Regions from separate parts of the Homo sapiens genome. Here region 1 is linked to region 2. A link is an interaction called in ENCODE POLR2A ChIA-PET data of the cell type or tissue named here. Cell type or tissue: GM12878. All regions are shown on one strand. Each heading gives the region's core, and the rest is flanking DNA. Links, peaks and the distances in the headings are about the cores only. Region 1 overlaps ADAM22 (ADAM metallopeptidase domain 22). Region 2 overlaps ADAM22 (ADAM metallopeptidase domain 22).

The links. ChIA-PET counts read pairs that join two places held together with the same protein. Peaks named below come from ENCODE experiments on the same cell type or tissue, not always from the same donor. Only the 100,000 strongest peaks of a DNase experiment are listed, where the experiment ranks them.
Region 1: POLR2A ChIA-PET joins it to region 2 with 14 read pairs; 5 of 35 experiments call an interaction of 5 or more read pairs at or near these places.

What each region holds. Positions count from the first base shown.
Region 1 is chr7:88,039,625-88,047,968 of GRCh38, forward strand. All of the region lies in intron 3 of ADAM22 (ADAM metallopeptidase domain 22), which reads left to right. Among named protein-coding and RNA genes, the nearest start is that of ADAM22, 110 kb to the left of the region's middle. In GM12878, for the core only: no CTCF peak of the experiment used is centred there; a DNase peak (open chromatin) is centred at 6,074; H3K4me3 peaks cover 732 bases; H3K27ac peaks cover 2,487 bases.
Region 2 is chr7:87,941,968-87,950,311 of GRCh38, forward strand. The region is part of intron 2 of ADAM22 (ADAM metallopeptidase domain 22); the gene reads left to right. Among named protein-coding and RNA genes, the nearest start is that of ADAM22, 12 kb to the left of the region's middle. In GM12878, for the core only: no CTCF peak of the experiment used is centred there; no DNase peak of the experiment used is centred there.

The DNA.
Region 1 (8,344 bases), core at 335-8,334, 98 kb after region 2:
GTGTCTGTGTGTCTGTGTGTCTGTGTTTAGTATGACCAGTGGTGATTACTGTTTGGCATTTATTACGTATCTAAAAAGAGAAAGAATGAGCCACTTTTCTTTTTCTCACTATCTTGTTTCTATCTGTGTTATTCTACTGAATATACTCTCGCCACTTTACCAGTAACATACTAGTCTTCAAACTTAATGACCGTTTTTGTCCTTGGATTCTCTGTAGGTACTTGAAAAGGCTGATTCTCTCATCCTCAAAACTCTTAATAGTAATTCTTCCTTCCTTTTCTCCAGCTTCTTTTTAGCACATCTTCCCTCTCTAAATGTAGACATATCCAAGCCTGAGTCAGTGTCCTTTTCACTCTCCCACTCATCACAGTTCAACCCTATTTCTGTAGATATTTGCTAAGCCTGACCTCTTTCATGACTGTTCTCCCCACACCACCAGTTCCTATTGCATCTTTCTCAAAGGGTCAGGATTTCAGTTATCACTTCAAGATCAACACTTCCATTTTTTTTTTAATTTTATTTTTTGAGATGGAGTCTTGCTCTGTCACCCAGGCTGAAGTACAGTGGTACAATCTTGGCTCACTACAACCTCCATCTCTTAGGTTCAAGCTATTCTCCTGCCTCAGCCTCCTGAGTAGCTGGGATTACAGGAACCCGCCACCATACCCAGCTACTTTTTGCATTTTTAGTAGAGACGAGGTTTCACCATGTTGGCCAGGCTGGTCTCGAACTCCTGACCTTAGGTGATCCACCCGCCTCAGCCTCTCAAAGTGCTGGGATTACAGGCGTGAGCCACTGAGCCTAGCCAACACATCCATTGTTAAACTCATCAGCTTACTCCCCATCACCATCAGGTCTTCTAGATTTTCACACATCTGTAAGTGGTTCTGTCTATACTTCCCCTGTCATCCAAGTTTATTAAATATCTGTTGCAGATGATGTGGTAAAGAGAAAATTAAAATTTTATTTAGTTTTTTTTTTGTTTTGTTTTTCTATTGCTGTGTAACAAATTAACACAAACTTAGTGGCTTAAAATAACACAAATTTATTATCTCACACTTTATGTGGTTCAGGATTTTGTTTTCAGATGAGCTGGGTCTCTGCTTAGGGTGAAGTAAAGGTGTTGGCCTGTTTGCTTGTTCAGATGAGCTGGGTCTCTGCTCAGGGTGAAATAAAGGTGTTGGCTTACATCTGAGGTTTGGGGGTTTTCTCAGAGTCATTCAAGGTTGTTGGCAGAATTCAGCATTCCTTGTGGCTCGATGACTAAGGTCCCTGTTTTCTTGCTAAGAGTTGGATCAAAACCTCTCTTAGCCCCAAAAGGTCACTCTCAGATCTTGTCCAATGGCCCCTTCCATAGGCAGTTTATAATATGGCAACTGCTTTTTCCAGGCTAGCAGGAGAGCTTTTGCTATGGCTTCTGACCTGATTAAGGGCTCACAATATTAAATTAGGCCACTCAAAGTTGTCTCCCTTTTCATTAACACAAAGTCAGCTGATAAAGGACCTTAATTACATCTGTGAAAACCCCTTTGCCATGTAACATTATATGGATGGTAACCCATCGTATTTACAGTCCCACCAATATTCAAGGGGAAGGAATTGTGCAGGGGGTATACACCTTGGGGTGGGAATCTTGGGGGCTATCTTAGAATTCTACTTACCACAGGACAGATGGAATCAAGAATGGTAGTGAGTGCCATCATTAATTATTTGCGGAAGTTAAAATAGTTATACTAACATAGATGGTGCCAATGGAATGCTAGCTTGGAGTTTTACATTAGTATGTGCATGTTTGTGGAAAACTATACTAATTACACATCCATATATATTTTATATATATAAAAATACCTAAAAATGTTTTAATATACTCATCTATATCTATACATTCATTTTATCTTAAATCTGTCTTTGTTACCTCTTTGTAAACATTTCCCACAACTCAACTATATTTGAATGTGAAATTTAAGATTAATTTTGCAAATATCATGTTTTTAATGAGAGATACACGCCAGTACTTTTGCCCTTATCCTTTGTTATAAAATTCTGGACAATTTAACATGCTTTTTTCCCTAGCCCAGGTAAAGTGTAATGTAAAGTGACTGCCTTCCTCTGTCTTCCCAGATAAGGATAATTGCTTCTGGTGAATAATCAAATTATGGCTTTCATCCTCTGACCTTTGAAGGAATAGCATTCCCTTTATTTTAAGTTGCCTTTGTGTGTATGTGTGTGAGCCAAGCCACATTTTGAAATGCAATTTTTCTTAGAAACAGATCTGTTGAGAAACAAAATAAAAATGTAGATTTCTTATTTGAATAGAGAGAAAAGTGTTTTTCTCTGGTTTCTTAAAATGTATTTATAAATAGCACCTGTTTCTATGTAAATATAGAGATTTGTTGTTAATTGTTCTCTGCTGGTATTGCTAAAATTGATGATAGAGCTTTTCTTTGAGTCATATCTATACTGTATTGTTTGCTGTACTGTCTAAATCATTTCTCCAATCTAAGAAGAAAGTTTATCTTCAGGGGAGGGCTTTCTCACTGTTTTCCATTGATTTTGAATACATCAGAATCTATTGCCAGTTTTTGATTGTTTATTTAGTAGGCCATAAGAAAGATTCAAGTTTACTTCCATTTTGCAGAGGGTTTGAAAATTTATAAATTTTCCAAATATGGTGTGTTAGCTAGAGCATCTTGTAGGGAGGAAAAATGTGAGAAGTGAACTTTGGTTTCATTTTCAAATTGGTGGATTATGTTGATCTGGTATATAGCTGGTATGAAACTAAATACTGACACTTAAAGACTTAACTGTTTTGTTTGCCTGTTTAATTTGGAGCTGCTTATAGCTATTGAGATCATTACATGCAACAATCTTTTGTATATTTATTCATAGATTACTCTGCTATACAGCCTTTAGCTTTATACTTGATTTGAAGTTTGAAATGAAATTGGAAATTAATATTTTTACCTTTACTCACATGCACATTCAGTCTTCATTTCTCTCCATTGACTTAGCATTTCTCTTCATTTAGGAAAAAAAATAGATTTGTGGCTCAGTTAGTAATTATGTTCATCCTCCAATTCAAGTCTTTCCTGAACTTGTTCAGGTCAGGCTGACATTTTGCACTTGATTAAGGGAGACTCGATGATAGCTAGGAATCCACAATATAATATCTTGTTCTTGAGTGTGACTTAATGTGCTTCTAACCTAATCTCAAGGTGTCCTGATTGTCTTGTTCATTCATTGATATTTCTTCCTATTTCCTTGGCATACCAGATCAAAATTTGAATATATTAATAGCCTTCTAAGGAAAGAAATACACCATAGCTGTAAAAGAAGAAAAAGTTGCTTCTGGTAGCAAGAAGGTGGATGACACAAACTTCCTTGCGCAATGGTGACCTTTCAATTAGCTTACCTATTTTCTCTGTTCTTTGAGGGTTTGATGCTAGCTGCCCATTTCAAATCTGCAGCTTCAAACAATATTGCTGTTTCTTCTTTGAAACATAGATCTCAGGGAAGTGACTGTTGGAAAAGTAATAATAATGATTCTGTTTATTATTTTATTAACTGTATATATTAGTACAGATAAATGAACACATGGATAAAGAATATTCTATACTTTGGGAGGCCGAGATGGGCAGATCATGAGGTCAGGAGATCGAGACCATCCTGGCTAACACGATGAAACCCCGTCTCTACTAAAAATACAAAAAATTAGCCCGGCGTGGTGGCGGGCACCTGTAGTCCCAGCTACTCGGGAGGCTGAGGCAGGAGAATGGTGTAAACCTGGGTGGCAGAGCTTGCAGTGAGCCTAGATCGCGCCACTGCACTCCAGCCTGGGTGACTGAGCGAGGCTCAGTATCAAAAAAAAAAAAAAAAAGAATATTCTACTTTTCAGGGTAAGATTTATGCCATTCCATATTATAGAAAATGTATGCTAGCCAGTCTCAGTGGCATGCGCATGTAGTCCCAGCTAGTTGGGAAGCTGGGGGATCACTTAAGCCCAGGAGTTAGAGGTTCTAGTATGTTACGATTGTGGAGTGCCCTCCAACATGGGCAAGCCTGGATAGTGAGACTCCATCTCTTAAAAAAAAAGAGAAGAAAATGTATACTTAAAAATTTATATTTATTTCCAATTTGAATCAGTGAAAAAGCTGAGTAAAGGTATAGACAAAATAAAGAGCATTTACATTATTTATTTCAGATACATCCATGCAAATCCACACAAGTCCATATGTGGATGTAAATTGTGGAGAGTTTTTAATCAGTGTGCATGCCATTTAAAAATACAAGAGATCCTAGGGAAAATAATTTCCATTTTTAGCATCAAAGATACTTCATCTGTTTTTATAAATGTGTGTTATATAAATCAAATCAACTATTCTTCTCATTGCTACAGTATGGCATACATTAAATCCAAAGAGAAGTACTTGTTCTTGAAATTAAAATAGGGAAGCCAAACAATATGTCAGTTATTAAAAAGTAGATTTTTAAAATGATTTTCAAAATTGTAGTCAAATAATAGCCCTTGACTGCTCTCAAATATTACATTGCAGTTCCACTCTTAGCTAAGCTATTGATAATTCAATTATTTGAAGAAAGTGGTTTAAAATTAACTTAAAAGTTACTCTTCCCTTTTGGATAATAGATTCTGCATCATATCATCTATGATTATGATGATGATGTCTTTAGAGTGCTCAGGAACTGCTATGTTATCTGCTCTGTTATGTGGTTCCATAATGATAACATGCAGATGGATGTATACGTGGAATTTTCAACTAAAAGCTCCTCGATTTGGAGAAATTTATTAAATTCATATAATGGAGACTTTTTGTTTGTTTTTGAGATGGAGTCTCACTCTGTCTCCCAGGCTGGAGTGCAGTGGCGCGGTCTCGGCTCACTGCAACCTCCCCTTCCCGGGTTCAATCAATTCTCCTGCCTCAGCCTCCTGAGTAGCCGGGACTACAGGTGTGTGCCACCATGCCTGGCTAATTTTTTGTATATTTAGTAGAGACAGGGTTTCATTGTGTTAGCCAGGATGGTCTCGATCTCCTGACCTCATGATCCACCCGCCTCGGTCTCCCAAAGTGCTGGGATTACAGGTGCCTGGCCTTTTTTTTTGAGAGGAAGTCTTGGTCTTGTCAGTTAGGCTGGAGTGCAGTGGCGCGATCTCGGCTCACTGCAACCTCTGCCTCCTGGGTTCAAGTGATTCTCCTGCCTCAGCCTCCCAAGTACCTGGGATTGAGGCACCTGCCACCACACCTGGCTAATTTTTGTATTTTTAGTAGAGACGGGGTTTCACCATGTTGGCCAGGCTGGTTTGGAACTCTTGACCTCAGGCGATCCGCCCACCTCGGCCTCCCAAAGTGCTGGGATTACAGGTTTGAGCCACTGCACCCGGCCTTTTTTTCTTGAGACAAACTCTCGCTCTTGTTGCCCAGGCTGGAGTACAATGGCGTGATCTCAGCTCACTGCAACCTCCGCCTCCCGGGTTCAGGCGACTCTCCTGCCTCAGCCTCCGGAGTACCTGGGATTACAGGCACCTGCCACCACACCGGGCTAATTTTTGTATTTTTAGTAGAGACAGGGTTTCACCATGTTGGCCAGGCTGGTCTCAAACTCCTGACTTCAGGCAATCTGTCCACCTCAGTCTCCCAAAATGCTGGGATTATAGGCTTGAGCCACCGCACCAGGCCTAATAGAGACATTTCAACCATGAATCTCCTTTGTTAATTCTTTCTATGTCTTGCAGTTAGGTTATTTTTTTTTTCTTGTTGCTTTCCCACCCAGCTTTATTAAGATATGATTGAAAAAAATTGTGTATATTTATGGTATGCATGATGTTTTGATGTATGTACATACTGTGAAATGATTACATCAAGTGAATTACTTTATCTGTCACCTCACGTACTTTTCATGTTTTTATGGTGAGAACATTTCACCATTTCCAAGTATATAATACATTACTAACTGTAGTTACCACAGTGTGCAATAGATCTCCAGAACTTATTGCCCCAGTATAATTGGACTTTTGTACCTTTTAACCAGTGTCTCTCTGTACACCCTCCTCACTTCCTCCAGAGTCTGGCACCATCATTATACTTTCTCTTTCGTGAGTTCAACTTTTTTAGATTCCACATGTAAATGAGATCATGTAGTATTTGTCTTTCTGTGCCTGGCTTATTTCATTTATAATGTCCTCCAGGTTCATTCGTGTTGTTGCAAATGACAGGATTTCCTTCATTTTAAGGCTGAGTCGTATTCTATTGTGTGTGTGTGTGTGTGTGTGTGTGTGTGTGTGTGTGTGTGTGTATGTCACCCTGTTTTCTTTATCCATTCATTCATCCATAGATACTTAGTTTGACCCCATATCTTAGGTATTGCGAATAGTGCTGTAATAAACATGGGAGTGCAGATATCTCTTTGACATACTGATTTCATTTTCTTTGGATGCATACCCAGAAGGGGGAGTGCTGGATCATATCATAGTTCTATTTTTAATTCTTGGAGAAACCTCCAGATTGTTTTTCCTAATGGCTGTACTAATTTATATTCCCATCAACAGTGTGTGAGAGTTCCTTTTTCTCTACATCCTCACCAGCCCTTGCTATCTTTTTGTTATTTTTTGATAAAAGCCATTCTTACTTGTGTGAGGTGATATCTCATTGTGGTTTCACTTTGCATTTCCCTGATTATTAATGATGTTGAGTATTTTTTCATTTACCTGTTGTCCATTTGTATATCTTCTTTGTAAAAATGTCTATTCAGATCCTTTGCCTATTTTTTCCATCATGTTATTTGTTTTCTTGTTATTGAGTTTTTTGAGTTCCTCATATATTTTGGATGTTAACACCTTATCAGATGTTTGTTTCAGAAATATTTGCCCCCATTTTGTAGGTTTTCTCTTCATTCTGTTGATTGTTCCTGTGCAGAAGCTTTGTAGTTTGGTATTATGCTATTTGTTTATTTTTGCTTCTGTTGCCTGTGTTTTGGGGGTTATAGCCAAAACAATTATTGCCCAGAGCAATATCAGGAAGCTTTTACCCTATGTTTTCTTCCAAAAGTTTTATAGCTTCAGGTCTGTGTTTAAGTCTTTAGCCTATTTTGAGTGTTTTTTATATATGTCATGATTTCAGAGTCTGATTTTATTGTTTTGCATGTGGTTATCCAGTTTTCCAACACTATTACAGTTAGGTTAATTTTTATAGGACTTTCATCTTGAATAGTTCTTTAATGTGCACTGGCCACTTTGTTGATACAATATAAAATCATGGGCAACTTAGTTTTACTCTTTTTCATTAATAGTGGAATGTGGTTGTTCAGATGGTAGACTCAGGAATTAGACCTACGTGGGAATACATCTTGGTGTAATCATTCACCAGCTGTGGAACTTGGTGCTTGTTCCTTTCACTGGCCACTTGTGTACCTCCTTGGGCTTGCCATTTGTCTTCAGGCATCTATTTCCTAGCCTACCAAATGAGATCATATTTATAACTACCTTCCCAATTGGCTGTTTATTTCTGTGATCTATGGATGCATTTAAAATACCTAGTACAGTTCCTGGCACACCATAAATGCTAGCTGGTGGTATTATTTCCTCAACTTAAACTCTCAGGCAGGCTTATCTTTTCTCTACCTCTGTAGTTTTTTCCCTGCCACAGCTTTGCTGTTGTTATTCTTTTCATTTGAAATGTTCCTCTATGCCTCTTTACAAACCATGGACATTTAATCTATCTTCCAGCAATTAAGTCTTCATGAATCCTGATTTGACTGTTCTAATTCACCAAGATCTTTTCTTTTCATGGAGTCTGTGTGTCTACTGTCAGTTCTGTTTATTGTGACTCTCAATGATACATTGGGATTTGATTTTTGTATTTTCTTGTTTTGTTAATAAGACTCAAAATTCCATGCAGTCAAGTGCTCTCTAAATTTTTACATATTTCTAAAAATTGAGCACACAGGCATGTTTTGGATTTTTTTGTCTTTTATTAAAAAATGATTTTTTGTTATGTACCATGAACTGTATGTATTCTGAACATTGAAGATACTACTAATTATTTTAATTGTTAACAATTTGATTAAGTTATATGAGTTTGTAATACACTGAGATACATTCAAATTTCCGTTGTTATTTATTTTAGCGGGATCTTTCACAAAAATTTATTTTTAAAGTGCCATGATTAGATTACACGTATGCAGGGCACTGAATTTATAAGTAAATGGATCAAATAAATAAATGCATCAGATGTATATACATTTAAATAAAATTATTCACATATACATATATATAAGAAAAGTGAAATACATTTTTTAAAAAGATGAAAATATAAAATTAGCAATAAAAAAG
Region 2 (8,344 bases), core at 23-8,022:
AGAGGCCTGCTTTTTTCTCACAACACACTGAGAACAGGAATCTGTAAGGTCGGTAGTATTCCCTAACTCCAGTGGGGCTAATTAGATAGGGCCATATTTATCATTAAGTAGCATGGATAAGCCCCAAAGGGAAAGAAGATAGATGTTCATAAAAGTGGGGCTGGGGGATGGAGCAGAAGAAAAGGTAGAGTCCTTGAGGGGAATGGTGAGAAGGTGGAAGGAAAAGGAAATGATAAAAAGAGAAAAATACTTTTAATAGTGTCACTATATATGTTATATACTAAAATAGCTAAATATATGGTAACTTACATGGCTACCTTTTATGTGCCAAATGGTCTTCTGAATACTTGATGTACATTAATTCATTGCGTCCTCAAAAAAATCATGTGTGACAGGTAATACTTATCTGTAAAGTCACAAAGCTGATAGGGGATTTGAACCTAGGCACTTCAGCTCCACCGCACTGCCTATGTGCTTAACTACTATGCTAGACTGGTCTTATGGAAGGGGGCCACCAACGATTCTTTAGATGCCATTAAATGTTGCTGGAGTCAGATTTCTTACATTTACCCCATTGGAACTATATATGACTTTTAGTGCCTGAAAAATATATACATTTTAAAGTTAGACAATAGTGAAGAAGCTTGCAGAGCACAACAGGAATGTTTCATTTTTATTATCTTGAAAATGAAAATGGAATTTGTGAGGATATCTGACATTTAAATGGTGAAAAACACCTCTTGAAGGACACGTGTCCTATTTGTTTGTAGATATGTACACTCTCTGTTACACTCGTTCATCGTAAGTCACATATTAGTATTCAGCAATCAACACCAAAATTGTATATGCCTTTTTGTGGTCAAAGTTTCATAGGTAGAAACATTAATTGCTAAGCAGGGATCCATATTCATATATTTTTCTCCAAAAGAAAAAATACAAAGTATCTTTTATGCCTTCATAGAACTAGCAGTACCAGAGTCCCAAACGTGATATCATTCAGGTAAAAGAGATATGTAATCAATAATAACAAAAAATGATAGCTTCTGAAAACATGTAGTTGAATGTGTTTACTTTGATAATAAAAGCACTTGCAAGCAAACATTGGGGGAAATAGTTGAAAAAATAAGGATTAGTATTTATTAACTTAAATAAATATAAACATTTATAATATATAAGTATAAATATATAATATATACAAAATATAAATAATATATAACTTTTTTTGTCATGTACCAGGCATTGTATTGAGTGATTTACATGCATTATCTCTCATTATGAGGTAGATACTGTTATACCCATTTGAAGATGAGGAAACTGAAGTTAATTAACCTGCCTAAGGTTATACAGGTAATAAGTGGTAGAAGTGGGAATAGGATTCTCAAAATGTTAGACATCAACATAAAATAATCTTTTATAATCTTTACTACTTATTTGACATGTGGTTTCCCATTTATCTCTGTGTTGGAACATACCTAACGTTATTTCTTGGTCTGGCCCAGGTCTCCTCCCTAGCTAACTTGCAGTTATTTTACATATAATTAAAATAGAGTACAACATGCTGTATTTTTTAAAATAGAAATATTTTATATAAAAATGATTTTTGACTTCTGGCTATCCTTTACTTTTGATTTTATCATTAGAGTTCCTTTTAAAATAGAAGTTTGTTTTGTTTCCCCCAGGACAGACTGTTCTCTGTAACTTGATTTTGAAAATAAAATTGAAAATTTTGTACCATGATCCAGAAATATCAGCGGTTCTAACTGGAAAGAGAAGGAATAAAGAACGTAAATCATTCTCCCCTACCCCTAAATATGCTTGTTATTTGTGTTGAAGAGATTTTCAGAATCATGTATCAGCGAGGTTAAATGAACATTTTTCTTCTCCTTTTTAAAATTTAATTTTGTACTAGGGGATTTTAGCACTTAGCAATAATTGCCCTTTTGTTGCATTTTTTGTCTCAAGTAAAGATTGTTAGATAACTCTTTGAAGATGAGAAATCGATGGTGCTTTTCTGCAGATAGGCCTTGAGAGCTCACATTTTGCAAGTGATTTTAAAATTTTCTAGCTGAGGCAGAACTCCTGGTTGAGTTGTGTGAGACCACTTATTCTGCTTCACACTGCCCCATGTCTCTAGCTTTTACCTCTAGTTGGTCAATTTCTATTCTGCTTTATTTTTTTTTTTTCAATTTGCCTTTTAAGTAGGTTTGTTTCGGAGGAATTGCCTTCATTTCCTCCACTAGTGAGGTTAGGGGATTTGAACCTAGGCACTTCAAGGTTAGGATGAGGTTAGGATGTTGGGGGTCAGGCTGGTACACACAATTTGCTGGTACACACAATTTGGTCATTGCTCAAGCTTTTTTCTCTGTGTGGTTTTCTTTCTTTGGATTAAACAGCATGATGCTACAGGAAGAGCTACCACTTGACAGAACCTGGTTCTGCAGATTTCTTTGATTTCCCTAGTGGATTTTTAATGCCTTTGGGATATCCTGTTAGTGTTCTGTTGAGGAACTCAGCTGTGGCTCCTCAGCAGGCATAAGTGGCAGTTGAGGCTACACATAGCTTGGTGGTATTAATCTAAAGTAGGCTGGAGAGGGAGCGAGGCGAGCAGTTACCTGAGGAATGATCTAGGATCATCAGATATGGTCAGGAACAGGCTGTAGGTAAAAGGGTGGTGGCAGGTGAGGCTCAGGGAAATCAGAGAGCAAATGATCAAGAGAAGATACTAGGCTGGTCAGGTCAGTATCCTTCTGGCTCAACTAGAAAGAGCTACCTGAAAGAGTCTGAAGCACTTTCTGAGTTTCTGGCTCCACCCTTGATCTGTGTCTTAGGTCTTTAAAGGGAAACTTGTGTTTTTTTTTTTTTTGTTTTTTTTTTTTTAGTCAGTCTTGTTCTCATCCACACATGAGCTTTAAGTATTCGGTTCCTCCTCCTTCCTTCTTCTTCTTCCTTCCTATTCTATATGTGTGTGTTTTTTTCTTTTTCTTTTTATTATTTCTTCCTCCTCTTTCTTTACCTTCTTGTCTTTCACCTCTTTCTTCTTCTTGGTCTTTGTAAAGGTCTGCAGGCTAGTGAGAGAATGCTTTAAGGGGCTTCACACTTCTCCCCATTTTACAGTTTAGACTTTAGACACTGTGCCTTGCATGGATCAGGAGATGAGACCATTAAATATTGATTTCCTAATTTATGCAGGAGTTTTTCATACTCTAAAAAATCAGTTTGTACAAAATGAGCAACATCTTATTTTGAATAGCATGTGGTATGTGTTAAATAAATGTATGTTGTGTAAATGAAGAGTCCCTAAGTTAGAATTTGGAAAATTCGTTCTTACTGAGATGGATAATTTTGGTGTCAGTCATGGTTTGCCATAGATTGTGAATTTTCAAGGTTGGTATTAGCTGCAGCTTACAAATAGTTAGGAATGCTTTCATGTGCCTTCCAGAAAAACTTTAAGTAAGTGTTTAATAAGGATAGGATTTTGAAAAACAGATATATTTACAAATTTGCCAGTATGCTGAAGAATGAAGCCAATTATTTCTTTTCTTTTCTTTCTTTTTTTTTTTTTTTGAGATGGAGTCTCACTCTGTCGCCAGGCTGGAGTGCAGTGGTGCCATCTCAGCTCACTGCAACCTCCACCCTCCGAGTTCAAGCGATTCTCCTGCCTCAGCCTCCTGAGTAGCTGGGATTACAGGCGCCTGCCACCGCACCCAGCTAATTTTTTGTATTTTTAGTAGAGACGGGGGTTTCACCTTCTTGGCCAGGCTGGTCTTGAACTCCTGACCTCGTGATCCACCCGCCTCGGCCTCCCAAAGTGCTAGGATTACAGGCGTGAACCACCACGCCCGGCTGAAGCCATTATGTCTTAGGAAGAACTTTATTGACTTTGGTAGAAACCTTAACATCATCAAAGATGATGAAAGTTTTGGATGTATATCCAGTAATAGACTGCTGGATTGAATGGTAGTTCTGTTGTAAGTTCTTTGAGAAATTTCCAAATTGCTTTCCACAGTGGCTGAATAAGTTCATTCCCACCAAGAGTGTGTAAGTGTTCCCTTTTCTCCTTACCCTCATCAGCATCTGTTTTTTTGACTTTTTAATAATAGCCATTCTGACTGATGTGAGATGGTATCTCATTGTGGTTTTGATTTGCATTTCTCTGATGATTAGTGATGTTGAGCATTTTTTTTACTTGTTTGTTGGCTGCTTGTATGTCTGCTTTTGAGGAGTGTCTATGTCTTTTGCCTATGTTTTATTGGGATTATTTATTTTTTGCTTGTTGAATTAAGTTCCTTATAGATTCTGGATATTACACTTTCATTGGATGCATAGTTTGCTAATATTTTGTTGAATTCTGTAAGTTATCTGTTTACTCTGTTGATAGTTTCTTTTGCTGTGCAGAAGCTCTTGAGTTTAATTATGTCCTACTTGACAATTTTGTTTTTGTTGCAATTGCTTTGAGGACTCGGTCATAAATTCTTTCTCAAGGCCGATTTCCAGAATGGTGTTCTCTAGGTATTCTTCTAAGATTCTTATAGTTTGAAGCATCTTGAGTTAATTTTTATATATGGTGAAAGTTAGGGGTCCAGTTTCATTCTTCCGCATATAACTAGCCAGCTATCCCAGCATTGTTTATTGAAGAGGGAGTTCTTTCCCCATGGCTTATTTTTGCCCACTTTGTTGAAGATCAGATGGCTGGAGGTATGCAGCTTTGTTTCTGGGCTCTCTATTGTGTTCCACTGGTCTATGTATAGCCAAAAGAAAATAAATCATTCTACCAAAAAGACACATGCACTCATGTTCATTGCACTATTCATAACAGCAAAGTCAGGGAATCAACCTAGGTGCTCATTCATGGTGGACTGGGTAAAGAAAATGTGGTACATATATACCATGGAATACTATGCAGCCTTAAAAATAATGATATTATATCCTTTGCAGCCACACAGATGTGGCGGGAGGCCATTATATTAAGTGAATTAATACAGGAACAGAAAACCAAATACTGTATATTCTCACATATAAGTGGGAGCTAAACATTGGATACTCATGGACATCAAAATGGCAATGGTAGATACTGGGGACTAAGAGAGAGGAAGGGAAGGAGAGGGGCAAGGGTTGAAAAACTAACTGCTGGGTACTATGCTCAGCATCTGCGTGATAGGATCATTCATATCCCAAATCTCAGCATCACTCAATATACCAATGTAACAAACCTGCACATGTATCCCTTGAATCTAAAATAAAAGTTGAAATTATAAAAAAAAGATTATGAAAGCTTTGATTCAGGGCTACAAAAATGTTCTCACTTTTTATGATCCTGTATAGCTGGTTTAGCTGTAAATAGTACATAGCTTTTTTTCTGAATTATTTCCTCGTGAAAGTACCTTCTAACTTGGACAGATATTGAGTGATAAGAAGATAGGGGAAATTCAAGAAGTGTTCATTCCTGTCACCAAAGGTGAAGCCATTCTGGCTAGGTAAGTTACTAGAGGTAAGACTATGTCAAACCACAGTGTATAGCAGTTTTCATTGACTCTCAGAATCCTCTAAAGTAAAAAAAAAAAAAGTGGTGGGGAGAGGATATTGGTGCCGAGATACTAAGAATTTTCACTTAATTTAATTTCTGAGACAAGTTTAGCATGATGTTCTTATAGTTCTTAATAATCTTGAATAGACAATGTTCTCTCATAGTTAACGAGGGAAAAGTACTATTTATTCATAATCAATTTAATATGACATCTACTTGCGGTCTTTGATGAGTGTTTTGGGTGTTTTCTTAAGTGTTCTGATTATGAAATGATGAACTTTGCAGTTATTGTAGGGTTATGGAATAAAAATTATTTTAATTTAATTACACGCAATAACATGGAATGAAGGCATGGACCCTCATCTTCATTTGTATTTCTTTCCATCGTTGAGCACAGACAGAGCCTTGTACATAACAGGTGCTCAACAAGCAAATATTGACTGAATGAAATTGTTGATGCCATGACTTATAGAGGGCCCTGTTTCTTCATTAATGCTCCCATACCCCCAACATTACATCAGGTTTTCCCTGGACAATTGTTTCTTCTCTTTTTTCTTCTTCTCTTTCTTTCATCATCCCTCAATATAGGCTCTGTCACTTTCCTGCAGCCTCTTTCCATTTTCCTGTGTACATAGCTTTGCTCTTTTCTCATTCGGTATGACCCTTGGTTTATTTTGTATTTCCCCCCACTCTATTTCTGCCAAGCGTCTCTTTCTCTATGCAACTAAAGTAAAAACAAGTCTCTGAAAGGTTATTTACATTCAGTGTTGGGAACCATCCCTGTAGCACATTGCTGGACTTATTTTGGGATTTAGAAAATGTGTTATAATTCAACACGCTTTCCATTTTACTACTTACTTGTAAACCTATATTTTGTGAGGTTTTTCTTTTTTTCCATTCATTTGTTTCTGTTGTGCCCCTTGAATTGCTCCTCATTCATTCTCCTCTGTGGATGTGGATTTTAATGTCCCTTCTGCCCTTTATTGCTGGAATAATCTCCTTCCTAAAATCATTTTCCTAGTTCTCACTGCTCATAATCCCCTGGATTTAAGCTTTAAATTATATGCTTAGTTTACCCTCTACATTTGCTGATCATGTCATTTTTCAAAGTCTTTGACAGTAATCCATTGCTACAGGATAGGGATCCATTGCTACATTGCTACAGGATTCATATTCAGTATAAAGGAATGACCAGGCATTTTTATAGGTATTCTAAAAGTAAAATTTGCCTCATAGGCTTGGCATAAAGTTGTGCATGCTTATGTGTCCATTAAGGAGGGGATTGGGGCGCCGATAACTTGGGTGTTAGTAGAAGGTGTTCTTATGAAACAGATTGTAATGTTGGGCTCACAATTGGTTATTCATATTCACTATTGTTTGTGCACTGCTTAGCACTGTGCCTGACACACAGTTGGTGCTCAGTAAATATTTATGGTCTACTTTTGTTTCAATTTTCTTTCACCAAAAATGCAGGAAAAAAGTTCTGTGACCATTTGTTAGTGATTGTATGTACTTTTGAGATAGTTCCAAGAGTTACAATATTTATTTTCTCTGGATTATGTAATGCTTTCGTTGGGATGGCATGGAGAGGATCGTGGACCTCATTCTACTTTTATGGCTAAAGCCCTAAATTCTTTCCTCCTCTTCCTGCACTTATACCCCTCCTGGCCCAGCAGAGCCAGGGCCTGTGTTGGTATGGCCGGGCTCTCAAGGTGAGTGTTTGAATTGAAGTAGCTGTCCCTCTTGCTTCAAATCTGAGTCAGGATTTATTAGGAAAGGCAAAGCCTATTAGGAAAGGCAGGGCCATGATGACGAGGGGAGGGAGACAGCCAAATAAAATGACAGGAACTTGGACAATGATTGGCATACTGACGTTCTACCACATAAAGTCTCCTTGCTGTCTTGAGGCCACTATAATCACTGTGACAAAATCATTCATGTCACTTTATAGCCCTGTCTTTTCCAACAAAAATAAATTCAAGCTATTTAACCTTTTTGTGTGACTTTATTCACCAGACTTTGTCATTCGCTGCCTGGAGCTGCATTTTCTTTAAGACAATGATGTATGTCTTCTGAGAGAGTGACATCTACTATTTCTGATGGATTTGAATTCATATGGCATATTCAGCCAAGGATTTCCCTTACTATTTATTTTTAGGGTTTGATTTTTTTAAACTATGGTTTTGAACTAAGGACAACAACCTTTTTTTTTTCCTATAGCTAAGCCCCAGATATTTTGTCTAAAAATTAAAAATAAATTTCTAGTTTTTATCTTACTTTTATGGACTAACAACCTAATCTAAAATATTCATATTATTTAATATGGATTAATTATGTTAATATAAATTTATATGTAAATATAAAATATAGATAATAAAATATGTAAGTTTACACGTCTATTATATAAATTATAACATTGATTAATATGTTAATATAAAATATTTATATTCTTTTATAACTTTTTTATTTCTTAGGAGGTGGATGTTACCCATACTCCATGAAATCTTCATGCCTCTAAAAGATCTTCATATACTAGTTTAAATCAGAAAAATATACCAGTAGAGAACAGGCACATTAGTATAATTAGCTTCAAGAATTTATATCTCAGTGTAAAAGGAGGCTGTGAAAGTAGCTTTGTAATGTTTCTTTTTTTATTATTATTATACTTTAAGTTTTAGGGTACATGTGCACAATGTGCAGGTTAGTTACATATGTATACATGTGCCATGCTGGTGTGCTGCACCCATTAACACGTCATTTAGCATTAGGTATATCTCCTAATGCTATCCCTCCCCCCTCCCCCCACCCCACAACAGTCAC